Regions from separate parts of the Homo sapiens genome. Here region 2 is linked to region 1. Evidence: chromatin loops called from intact Hi-C (ENCODE). Cell type or tissue: IMR-90. All regions are shown on one strand. Each heading gives the region's core, and the rest is flanking DNA. Links, peaks and the distances in the headings are about the cores only.

The links. Peaks named below come from ENCODE experiments on the same cell type or tissue, not always from the same donor. Only the 100,000 strongest peaks of a DNase experiment are listed, where the experiment ranks them.
Region 2: a loop joins it to region 1, with 3 times the contacts of the local background. A loop is called at or near these places in 2 of 110 quality-filtered maps.

Annotation. Positions count from the first base shown.
Region 1 is chr4:155,964,754-155,970,415 of GRCh38, forward strand. No RefSeq gene overlaps it. Among named protein-coding and RNA genes, the nearest start is that of CTSO, 14 kb to the left of the region's middle. In IMR-90, for the core only: no CTCF peak of the experiment used is centred there; a DNase peak (open chromatin) is centred at 2,568; H3K27ac peaks cover 798 bases.
Region 2 is chr4:156,462,352-156,468,013 of GRCh38, forward strand. No RefSeq gene overlaps it. Among named protein-coding and RNA genes, the nearest start is that of LINC02272, 180 kb to the right of the region's middle. In IMR-90, for the core only: no CTCF peak of the experiment used is centred there; no DNase peak of the experiment used is centred there.

The DNA.
Region 1 (5,662 bases), core at 502-5,501:
AGCCTGACGTACAGAGCTGTGATGTCACGCCCAAGTGGTTGCAGAGCTGGGATTGGAAGTGATAAGGCTGGTGCTCAGAGCCCTGAAGCCCAACACTCAAGCTACCATTTTCATTTTTTCTCTTCATATCATTTAAGCCTTGATCCAAAGGTTACCTTCTCAGAGCATTGCTTGACTAACCTCACTCCCATTTCTCTAATGCTTTACTCTGCAATTGCAATCAGTGTTCATTTATATATTTACTTAATTTTTTTTCTAATACAATGTAAACTCCACAAAGGCTGACTATATCTGCTTGTTCACCATTGTATTTCTAGTACCATAAAAATGGCACATAGAAGGTTTTCAACAAATATGTATTAAAGGAAAGAATGAATTTCTGGTGTAACAAGTATTCAAGGGAGAATACAATTGCTTCAGGCACTACTCTTTCCTGGTATTTGTCTGGCATAATGATTTCATGATTTGAAATTCCAAAGAAAGGGCAGCTAAGGGGTGTTTGATTTCATATACTCAGCCCACATTTCAATATTCCCTGAACCTAAGCATTACAGTGGATGCCTATAGGCAACATCTTTGCTTGTTAAGCAAGCATCCATTGTGCCCTGTTTTCTTGCTGGCAGAGCATTAATATTGCCCTGGTTTTTCTTCTCCAGGAGGCTTCGGTAGTGACTGGTGAGAGCGTGAGCCCATCACAGTGGGTCTGTCCCCTTTGCTGATCATTCAGGTTGGGCAAGTGTCACAGTCCTGGCAATTGAGACCTGAGTGAAGTTCTGCAGGGGATCCTCTGGTAAAGATCTTTTTGCTCTTAAAAATGTAGACAAGAGAGTGAGCCCCTCCACCCTTATACACCAACATGGTCAGGTATGAAAGGAATCCCTGCAGCTGCAGTTACATCTTGAGACAATGAGGTTAGATGGCCTAATAGTGAAGAATACTGGATTTGGAGTCAAAATCTGGCTTCAAATTCCAACGCCGCCCCTTGCTAGCTACATGGTCTTGTGTTAGTTGGCTAATCTCTCTGTGCCTCATTTACCCTTTCTGTAAAATGTGTAATATTAGTGCTTATTTCAGAGAATATTTGAGGATACATGAGTTAATATGTATTTAAAGTTCCTTCATTTGTAAAAATAAAAATAAGGGGTCAACTTCATAGGACTATTGTGAAGAATACATGAATTAAAACATATCTGAGGTACTTAAACTAAGGCTGGCACATAGATAGTGTTAATAATTATTAGCTAAAAACAAAACAAAATAGTGGGAGGACAGAGCCAAGACAATCTCATGAAAGCGGAACTGAACCTTGATTGTACTGAACTTGGGACCATTCCTTTATATCAGATTTTAAAAATTTATACTGTCATCATTTAAACCATTAAAATCAGAGTTTTCTGTGTGTCCTCCAGTGAAAGTCTATTTTATTTATTTATTTATTTTTAGACAGAGTCTTGCTCTGTTGCTCAGGCTGGAGTACAGTGGCACAATCATAGCTCACTACAGCCTAGAACTCCTGAGCTCAGGCAATCCCCTTGTCTTGGCCTCCCCAGGAGCTGGGATTACAAGGAGCTACCACGCCCAGCCGTGAAAGTCATCTTAACTGACATATTGCACATAAATGTGGAAGTGGTGGAACCAGTGTTCATCATATATGAGACCACTGGGGCCACAAGCTTCTTTCTGCATGATAATTCAGTTTGGAGCCTGCAGGAGAATGGAGTAAAACCTCTTAATCATACTGAACACTCTGCTTTCACAAGAATGGATATTAGTATTTTAATTCAATCCCCAACAGTTAAATGTTCTCAATTTTAATGACCAATATAGCCAACAACAATTATAGGGCACAGCTCTGCAAGGAGACACTGTTAATGCCCTAGAATCATGCAGGGCTTTAAGAATCTTTATCTCAGGCTAAAGCAACAGGGAAAGCTTTATATTTTGTTTCCTTCCAAATCTAGCTCCCATGACGAAAATCTTCAAGTCCAGAACATGCAGTGTTTAATTATCTAACAACTACTGAATCTCATTTGAGCAAAAACAATTTGATCGATGGGTCCAGCTGTGACCATTGTGTAGCGTGAATTTTCTGATCACTTTAAAATGTTGGCTATGCAGCTGTCATCTGGAACTTTAGAATGCACTAGCATTAAAATGCCACAGCTATTTTACAGACCCGTCTGTATCCATGAGAGAGATGACATTCTTCAGGGGATCTTCAGTATACAATTTGTTACATATTCTAGAGATGCTGTAATCAGTGTTAATGTTTTCATTTCTCTTAAATTCCTGTATTAGTGTTTCTGAGCAATTTAGAATGGGGTTACCTCAGGATAGCTTTTGCCTAGTAAAGGACTATTTGTTGAAGTTCTGTTTTGCTTCTCCCTACACAATGCTGCTTAACATGACTGAGACTGTGGAATGGGATTCTTGTTTTTTATATTCTCACAATTCATACTAATGATTAGGGAGACTATGGGAGGAAGGGTCAGTACAGAATCTTTCTCACCACAGCTGTCAGTTGGCAGGAGGACAAAGGGCAAGCCAGAAGGAGTAAGACTGCTTCTCTTTGAGTCAGGGAAGCATGGAGATGATGCAGTAGCTGGCTCCAGGTTTGTATTTGAGTCATCTCTGATACTTAGGGTACATTAGTTAGTTTTATCCCCATCTTCCATAGAAACTATCTGCACTTCCCTTGCAGAAGTACAGGGGTAGGATTAGAGATAGTAATTTCTACAGCAACTTAAGTGAGAAGAAGGATCTGGAGTTTCCAAATGGCCAAGGAATGCAAGACAACTTTTTAATATAAAATGATTTTAAATGATGTCTATATCTTCCTTTTCTGTGCTGCAGTGACATGCCTATTCCCAAGTCTGCACAAATAAAAGCAATCTAAATGTAAAGAGCATATATTGATATCCAATCCTGAACAAATGGATCATTTATTTGCTTTCAAAGTGACCTTTCCCATTTTCAAACCAAAGGAGAGAAAAATTATCATTTAGCTGGAAGTGTCTGTTTGACATTATAGGAGGGTGAAGAAATTTTTTTCGGGCTACTTCTCTATGGTATCTATAAACATTAATAGTGTGGTCCACTATATAGAAGTGTAGCTCTCTCTCTCTCTCTCTCTTTTTCTCTTTAATCATATTGCTGCTGTAAACCCAGAAGAAATCTGTAGCTAATGATATGGTTTGGCTCTATGTCCTCACCCAAATCTCATCTCAAATTGTAATTCCCATGTGTCAGGGGAGGGTCCTGGTGGGAGGCGATTGGATCATGGGGGCGGTTTCCCCATGCTGTTCTTGTAACAGTGAGGGAGTCTTCAGGAGAGCTAATGGTTTTAAGTGTGGCACTTCCCTGTGTGTCTGGAGTTGGTTCCTTCTGGTGGGTTTGTGGTCTTGCTGACTGCAAGAATGAAGCCGTGGACCTTTGTGGTGAGTGTTATAGTTCTTAAAGATGGCATGGACCCAAAGAGTGAGTGGTAGCAAGGTTTATTGTGAAGAGTGAAAGAACAAAGTTCCCACAGCTTGGAAGGGGACCCGAGCAGGTTGCCACTGCTGGCTGGAGTGGCCAGCTTTTATTCCCTTATTTGTCCCCTCCCATGTTCCGTTTTTGTCCTATCAGAGTGCCCTTTTTTCAATCCTCCCTGTGATTGGCTACTTTTAGGATCTGGCTGATTGGTGTGTTTTACAGAGCGCTGATTGGTGCATTTTACAGTCCTCTTGCTAGCTACAGAGCGCTGATTGGTGCCTTTTTACAGAGCGCTGATTGGTGCATCTTACAATCCTCTTGCTGGACAGAAAAGTTCTCCAAGTCCCTACTCAACCCAGGAAGTCCAGCTGGCTTCACCTTTCATTCTTTCTTTCACTGTCTGTCCTGCCACCATATAACTTGTGCCTTGCTTCCCTCTGCCTTCCACTATGAAAGTTTTCTGGCCGTGTGCAGTGACTCACGCCTGTAATCCTAGCACTTTGGGAGGCAGAGGCAGGCGGATCACCTGATGTCAGGAGTTCAAGATGAGCCTGGCCAACATGGTGAAACCCCATCTCTACTAAAAATGCAAAAAATTAGCCAGACGTATTGGTGTACGTCTGTAGTCCCAGCTCCTCGGGGAGGCTGAGGCAAGACAATTGCCTGAACCCCGGAGGCAGAGGTTTCAGTGAGCCGAGATTGCACCACTGCACTCCAGCCTAGGCGACAGAAACATGCCGAACTGAGTCAATTAAACATCTTTTCTTCATAAATTACCCAGTCTCAGGTAGTATTTTTATAGCAGTGTGAGAACAGACTAATACAGCCAGTTAGGAATGTTAACGTGGGAACAGTTTGTGACCTTGACCATCATAGGCACTCAGCAAATGCTAGCTGATGTGTTCAGTAATACTGAGAAAGAGAATAATTAATTGTAGAGATATGTGGAAAGCTTGATACCACATATTTTAGTGAGCATTCAGACCCTTTTTTTTTTTTTCGACAGAGTCTCGTTCTATCACCAGACTGGAGTGCAGTGGCATGATCTCGGCTCACTGCAACCTCCGCCTCTCATGCTCAAGCAATTCTCCTGCCTCAGCCTCCTGAGTAGCTGGGATTACAGGCACTCACCACCACACCCAGCTAATTTTAGTAGAGACAGGGTTTCATCATGTTGGCCAGGATGGTCTCGATCCCCTGACCTTGTGATCCAATCGCCTTGGCCTCCCAAAATGCTGGGATTATAAATGTGAGCCACCATGCCTGGCCCAGACTTTTTTGTTAGGAAACCATTCCATGTGAAGTAGAAAATCTTCTACAGTTGTCAGGGTTATTTATCCACATAAAATATTTTGACCTTTGTTTTCTTTTAGCGAAACTGAATTTTCCAAGTTTGACCTCCTCTGATCAATTGTATCTTCATCTCTTGTAGGTGACATCAGCCACTAAGGATTTTAGTTCTTTTTATGTAGAGACATATTTTCTTGTTTTTACTATTTTTCAGGTCTAATGGTAAAAGGTTTAAACTTGTTTATGTTTTCCATTGAAAATTACTAGGAAAGCAATCCTATTGCAATGCAGCTGGTGCTGATCTCATGAGAAGTTCTGGTCAAAGAGAAGGAATGAAATGGTATAGCTGTAAAGAAAACAATCAAATGGGCATGTAGTTAAGTTTGGCTGGTATCTCCAAGTTTGGGATCATAGTGATTATTGCAGGAAGAGATCAATAAAACATATTTCAAAAATTGTTTTTGTTGCTTTTCCTTTTTATTTCAGGATATATGATTAGAGGATGGGAGGAGGTCACAAAGCTTGTAGAAAACTGCATAGTTAGAAGTATTCCTAGAGCATTTCCTCTTTTTATAAAAATGCATAATATGGTTAACAATTACAATGTTAATTCCAATTTTTCTTAGTAAACTAAAAGAAAAATCACATAGAATGTATTTTTTTAAGCAAAAGAGCATTTATCTGCTTCAATCTCAAAGTGGTTTGTATTTAACATACGGAAATTTTTGTTTTTATATTTGTTACCTAGAAGACTGTGCGGTTTTTGTGTCCTTTGCCTTGGAAAAATTTTTTATAATTTCTATGATACAGAAAACTTTTCTATATATTTAAGTGGTCAGTTGTATTATATTTATTCACACCTGCTTATAAAATCTTTTAAAATGTCCGTATACTGTAT
Region 2 (5,662 bases), core at 385-5,384, 500 kb after region 1:
TAAAAGTGGTAAAAGTGGGCATGCTTGTCTTGTTCTAAATCTTTTCAAAAAGGTTTTCTATTTTTTCCCATTCAGTAAGATGTTAGGCATGGTTTGTCAAATGTGGCCTCTATTATATTGAGGTGTTTTCCTTCTACACCCAGTTTGCTGAGAATTGTTATCATGAAGGGATGTTGAGTTTTACCAAATGCGTTTTCAGCATACATTGAAACTAGTAAATGGTTTTTGTTTTTATCTATTAATTTTATGTGTTCTACTAATTGATTTGCATATGTTCAACCATCCTTGCATCCATGGGATAAATCACTCTTGATCATGACAAATGAACTTGTTAATGATCTTGTGTTATTGAGTTCATTTTGCTAGTATTTTGCTGATGATTTTTGCATCTACATTCATCTGGTATGTCAGCTTATGCTTTTTTTGTTGTTGTTATTTCCTTATCTGCATTTGATATCAGGGTAATGACAACCTCATGGAATGAATTTTGAAGTTTCCTCTTCTTGAATTTTTTTGGAATAATTTGAGTAGAATTTGTGTTTGTTCTTCTTTAAATGTTTGTTAGAATTGAGCAGGGAAGCCATCGGGTCCTGGGTTTTTATTTGAAGGGAGACTTTATTACTGTTTCAATCTCGTTACTCATTATTGGTCTGTTCATGTTTTCTGTTTCTTCATAGTTCATTCTTGGGAGGTTGTATGTGTCCAGGAATCTATCCATTTCTTCTAGGTTTTCCTATTTGTTTGCATATAGGTATTTATGATAATATCTAACAATAATTTCTAATATCTAATGTGTTTATGATAATATCTAACGATCTGTGGTATCAGTTCTAATGTCTCGTTTTACAACGGTGATTTTATTTAGTTATTCTCTTTTTCTTAGTCTAGCTAAAGGTTTGTTGGTTTTGTTTGTCCTTTCAAAAAACAACCTTTTTATTTTGTTGATCCTTTGTAATTTCTTAGTCTTAATTTATTTATTTGTGCTCTGACCTGTATTATTTTTTTTCATCTACTAGTTCGGGGTTTGGTTTGTTCTTATTTTTCTAGTTCTCTGAGGTACATCATTAGGTTGTTTATTTGAAATCTTTCTACTTGTATGATGTAGGCATTTATTTCTATCAACTTCCCTTCTAGAACTGTTTCTACTGTATCCCATAAGTTTGGTATGCTGTATTTCCATTTTTGTTCAAGGAAATTTTTAACTCCTTTTTTACTTCTTCATTGACCTGTTCACTGTTTGGGAGCATGTTCTTTAACTTCCATGAACTTTTGCACTTTCTAATATCCATTCTGTTATTGATTTCTACTTTTATTTTATTGTGATCACTGTAAAACATACAGTAAATGACAGAGAAGAGAAATGAGGCATTTTAAGTCAAATTATACAGTAGATTTGGAAACTGTAATATGTAATATATCTGAAAGTACACAGGATATTTTAGGGAGGAAAAAATGGTTATCAAAAACTGCAGAGAAATTTCTAAAACTAAAATTTTTACATTTATTATCTGTGTAATGAAGTGCTCTTTTCCCGGACATACCCTTTTCTTTCTATTTCCTCATTGAAAAGATCTAAATGTCATCGTTTCTAGGAAGGTTTCCTGACTGCTCCCTGGCCCAGCTTCAATAACAGCAGAGTTAACTGTTTTCACTTTTGTATGCTCTCACACTCTAGGACTTACTGTTTCATGTAGGCACTAAGCCACTTCAAGCACTTCCTATGCACAGGTTTAGTTGAGGGTATATAAGAAAATTTTATAACCCATCACTGAAAAATTTAGTCTAGAGGGAAGACTAACTTATCATACAATTAATTTGATTAGTGATCTGATGTGAAACAGCAAGAAGGTGAAGAACCTCCCTTCTACCCTGAATTTGGGAAGAAGAATAAAATCTGCCTAATGGAGGTTTCATCAGAGCAATTTCAAAGGATGTTAGAATGAGTTTAATGATGAATTATGATAAAGAGCATTTTAGAGAGTTGAAAGACAATGTGTGAAGTCAAGGACACTAGTAGAAAAATGAAGACTTTGGCCATCTCATTATACATATTTTTACAATGTATTTTACTCAGAGGATGACGTGTCTGTTACATGCCTTGGCTATGAGATTTTTGCCATTCACATTTATTTATTTATTTCATCCCAGTACTCAGCCTAGTGCTCTCTGGTGCTCAATCAATCTCGTTTGAATGAATAAATCAATAGCAAGAGTAATATTGCAAAAGTGATTCAAGATGAGACATGCCAATATAATAAAAGGGAATAATTTGATTTAGCTTTTATAGTATTATGCACAAAGTAGGCATTTTTAAAACTTCTTAAGTGGAGACAGTTCTATGTAGAGGAAAAAACAGACTTGCAAGAAATGTGATTGTCTAAGTCAGATGTGATGAACTATGATGAAAAAGAAATTTTTCCAGTAACAAAACTGTATTTCTCTTTGCTGGACTTTCTAATAAAGTAACTTTAGCACTCAAAAAAGTCATCCAAAGATTAATCACTGGATGACAGATGCACGTTGAACATGAGAGTAGTGATATATTCAAGGAGTTTTTATTTATAGTTAAACTGAAATAGGTCTGAAAAAGATCTTTTCAAAACTGGATTGTTTATAAACAATTATCAGAGATCAAATACAGTGAAACTCATAGCTAGCTAGTCACAGAAGACAAGCAAGGTTTATATTTTACAACACCTTATAGTCTATTTCTAATGAGAGCAAAAGTTTTATTAATTGCTTTGGGACAGATATTTTTGGACAATTCTAGAGACACATATAACAATAATAACTCCATTTGAAAAAATATTTCACTGAGTAAAGTAAAATTACCTACCAAGTTGTAATCTGTAAAATAAAAGCAGTAAATTAGTAATATTATCATTAGTACTAAAGAGAAAAAGGTTTTCATTAATCATTGAGTATGAACCCCTCAAAGTGGAAATGTAATTCCACACTCATATCTACCAACAGGTGACAGCAGAATAATCATTCTATAATAAAAGAACACTACCTACTGTTACAAGTTGTAAACTTAGCTAGGCACAGTGGCTCATGTCTATGATCCCAGTACTTTGGAAGGCCAAGGTAGGAGGATCCTTGGAGGCCAAGAGTTCAAGACCAGCTTGGACAACATAGTAAGACCCCATCTCTACAAAAAAAAAAAAAGAAAAAAAAGAACTGGGTGTGGTGGCACGCACCTGCAGTCCTTGTGTTTGTGAGATCCAGGCAGGAGGATTGCTTGAGCCCAGGAGTTTCTAGGTTACAGTGAGCAATGATCACACCACTGCACTCTAGCCTAGGTGACAGAGAATGACCCTGTCTCGAAAAACAAAACATAAAATTATAAATTTGGACTAGAAGTCCTAACCAAAGCAGTTAGGCCAGAAAAAGAAATAAAAGGCATTCAAATTGGAAAGAAAGAAGTAAAACTGATGTCTGCAAATGACATTTTCTTATATGTAGAAAGTTCTAAAGATTGCACACACACACACACACACACACACACACCAACACACAGCTGTTAGAACTAATAGACAAGTGTAGTAAAATTGCACAATGCAAAGTTAACATACAAAAACCACTTGTATTTCTACACACTAACAAAGGATAATGCAAAGGGCATTCATGTTAAAAATTCTCAGTAAACTGGGTATTGAAGGAACATATCTTAAAATAACAGTCATATATGACAAACCCATTGCCAACAACATACTGAATGGGCAAAATATGGGAGCATTCCCCTTGAAAACCAGCACAAGACAAAGATGCCCTCTCTCACCATTCCTATTCAATATAGTATTAGAAGTTCTGGCCGGGGCAGTCCCCCATTGTCGTAACTCATTTCAGCATTAAGTCAAAAGTCCACAGTCCGAAGTCTCATCCGAGACAAGGCAAGTCCCTTCCACCTATCAGCCTGTAAAATCAAAAGCAAGCTAGTTACTTCTTAGTTACAACGGGAATACAGCATTGGCTAAATATGCCCATTCCAAATGGGAGAAATTGGCCAAAACAAATGGGCTACAGGCCCCTTGCAAGTCCAAAATCCAACAGGGCAGTCAAATCTTAAGGCTCCAAAATGATCTCCTTTGACTCCAGGTCTCACATCCAGGTCAAGCTGATGCAAGAAGTAGGTTCCCATGGTCATGGGCAGCTCTGCCCCTATGGCTTTTCAGGGTACAGCCTTCCTCCCTGCTGCTTTCACGGGCTGGCATTGAGTGTCTGCAGCTTTTCCAGGCACACAGTGTAAGCTGTCAGTGGATCTACCATTCTGGGGTCTGAAGGATGGTGGCCTTCTTCTCACAGCTCCCCTAGGCAGTGCCCCAGTAGAAACTCTTTATGGGGGCTCCAACTCCACATTTCCCCTCTGAACTGCCCTAGTAGAGGTTCTCTATGATGGTTCTGCCCCTGCAGCAGACTTCTGCCTGGACATGCAGGCATTTCCATATATCCTCTGAAATCTGGGTAGAGGTTCCCAAACCTCAGTTATTGTTTTCTGTGCAACTGCAGGCCCGAAACCACATGAAAGCCACCAAGGCTTGGGGCTAGCACCCTGTGAAGCCATGGCCCAAGCTGTACCTTGGCCTCTTTTAGCCATGACTGGAGCTGGAGCAGCTGGGACTCAGGGCACTGTGTCCAGAGGCTGGAGAGAAAATTTGTGCACTCGGCCTGGCCCACAAAACCATTTTTCCCTTCTCGGCCTCTGGACCTGTTATAGGAGGGTCTTCCATACAGGTCTCTGAAATGCCTTGGAAACATTTTCCCCATTGTCTTGGCTATTAACATTGGGCTCCTCTTTATTTATGCAAATTTCTGCAGCAGTCTTGAATTTGTCCCTAGAAAATAGGTTTTTCTTTTCTACCACATGGCTGGGCTACATATTTTTTTAATTTTTTTTTATTATACTTTAAGTTCTAGGGTACATGTGCACAATGTGCAGGTTTGTTACATATGTATACATGTGCCATGGTGGTTTGCTTTACCCAACAACTCGTCATTTACATTAGGTATATCTCCTAATGCTATGCCTCCCCCCTCCCCCACCCGAGGGCAGGCCCCGGTGTGTGATGTTCCCCACCCTGTGTCCAAGTGTTCTCATTGTTCAATTCCCACCTATGAGTGAGAACATGCGGTGTTTGGTTTTCTGTCCTTGTGATAGTTTGCTGAGAATGATGGTTTCCAGCTTCATCCATGTCCCTAGAAAGGACATGAACTCATCCTTTTTTATGGCTGCATAGTATTCCATGGTATATATGTGCCACATTTTCTTAATCCTGTCTATCATTGATGGACTTTTGGGTTGGTTCCAAGTCTTTGCTATTGTGAATAGTGCTGCAATAAACATACTTATGCATGTGTCTTTATAGTAGCATGATAAAGGGGATATCACCACTGATCCCACAGAAATATAAACTACCATCAGAGAATACTATAAACACCTCTATGAAAATAAACTAGAAAATCTAGAAGAAATGGATAAATTCCTTGACACATACATCCTCCCAAGACTAAACCAGGAAGAAGTTGAATCCCTGAATAGACCAATAACAGGCTCTGAAATTGAGGCAATAATTAATAGCCTACCAATCAAAAAAAGTCCAGGACCAGATGGATTCACAGCCAAATTCTATCAGAGGTACAAAGAGGAGCTGGTACCATTCCT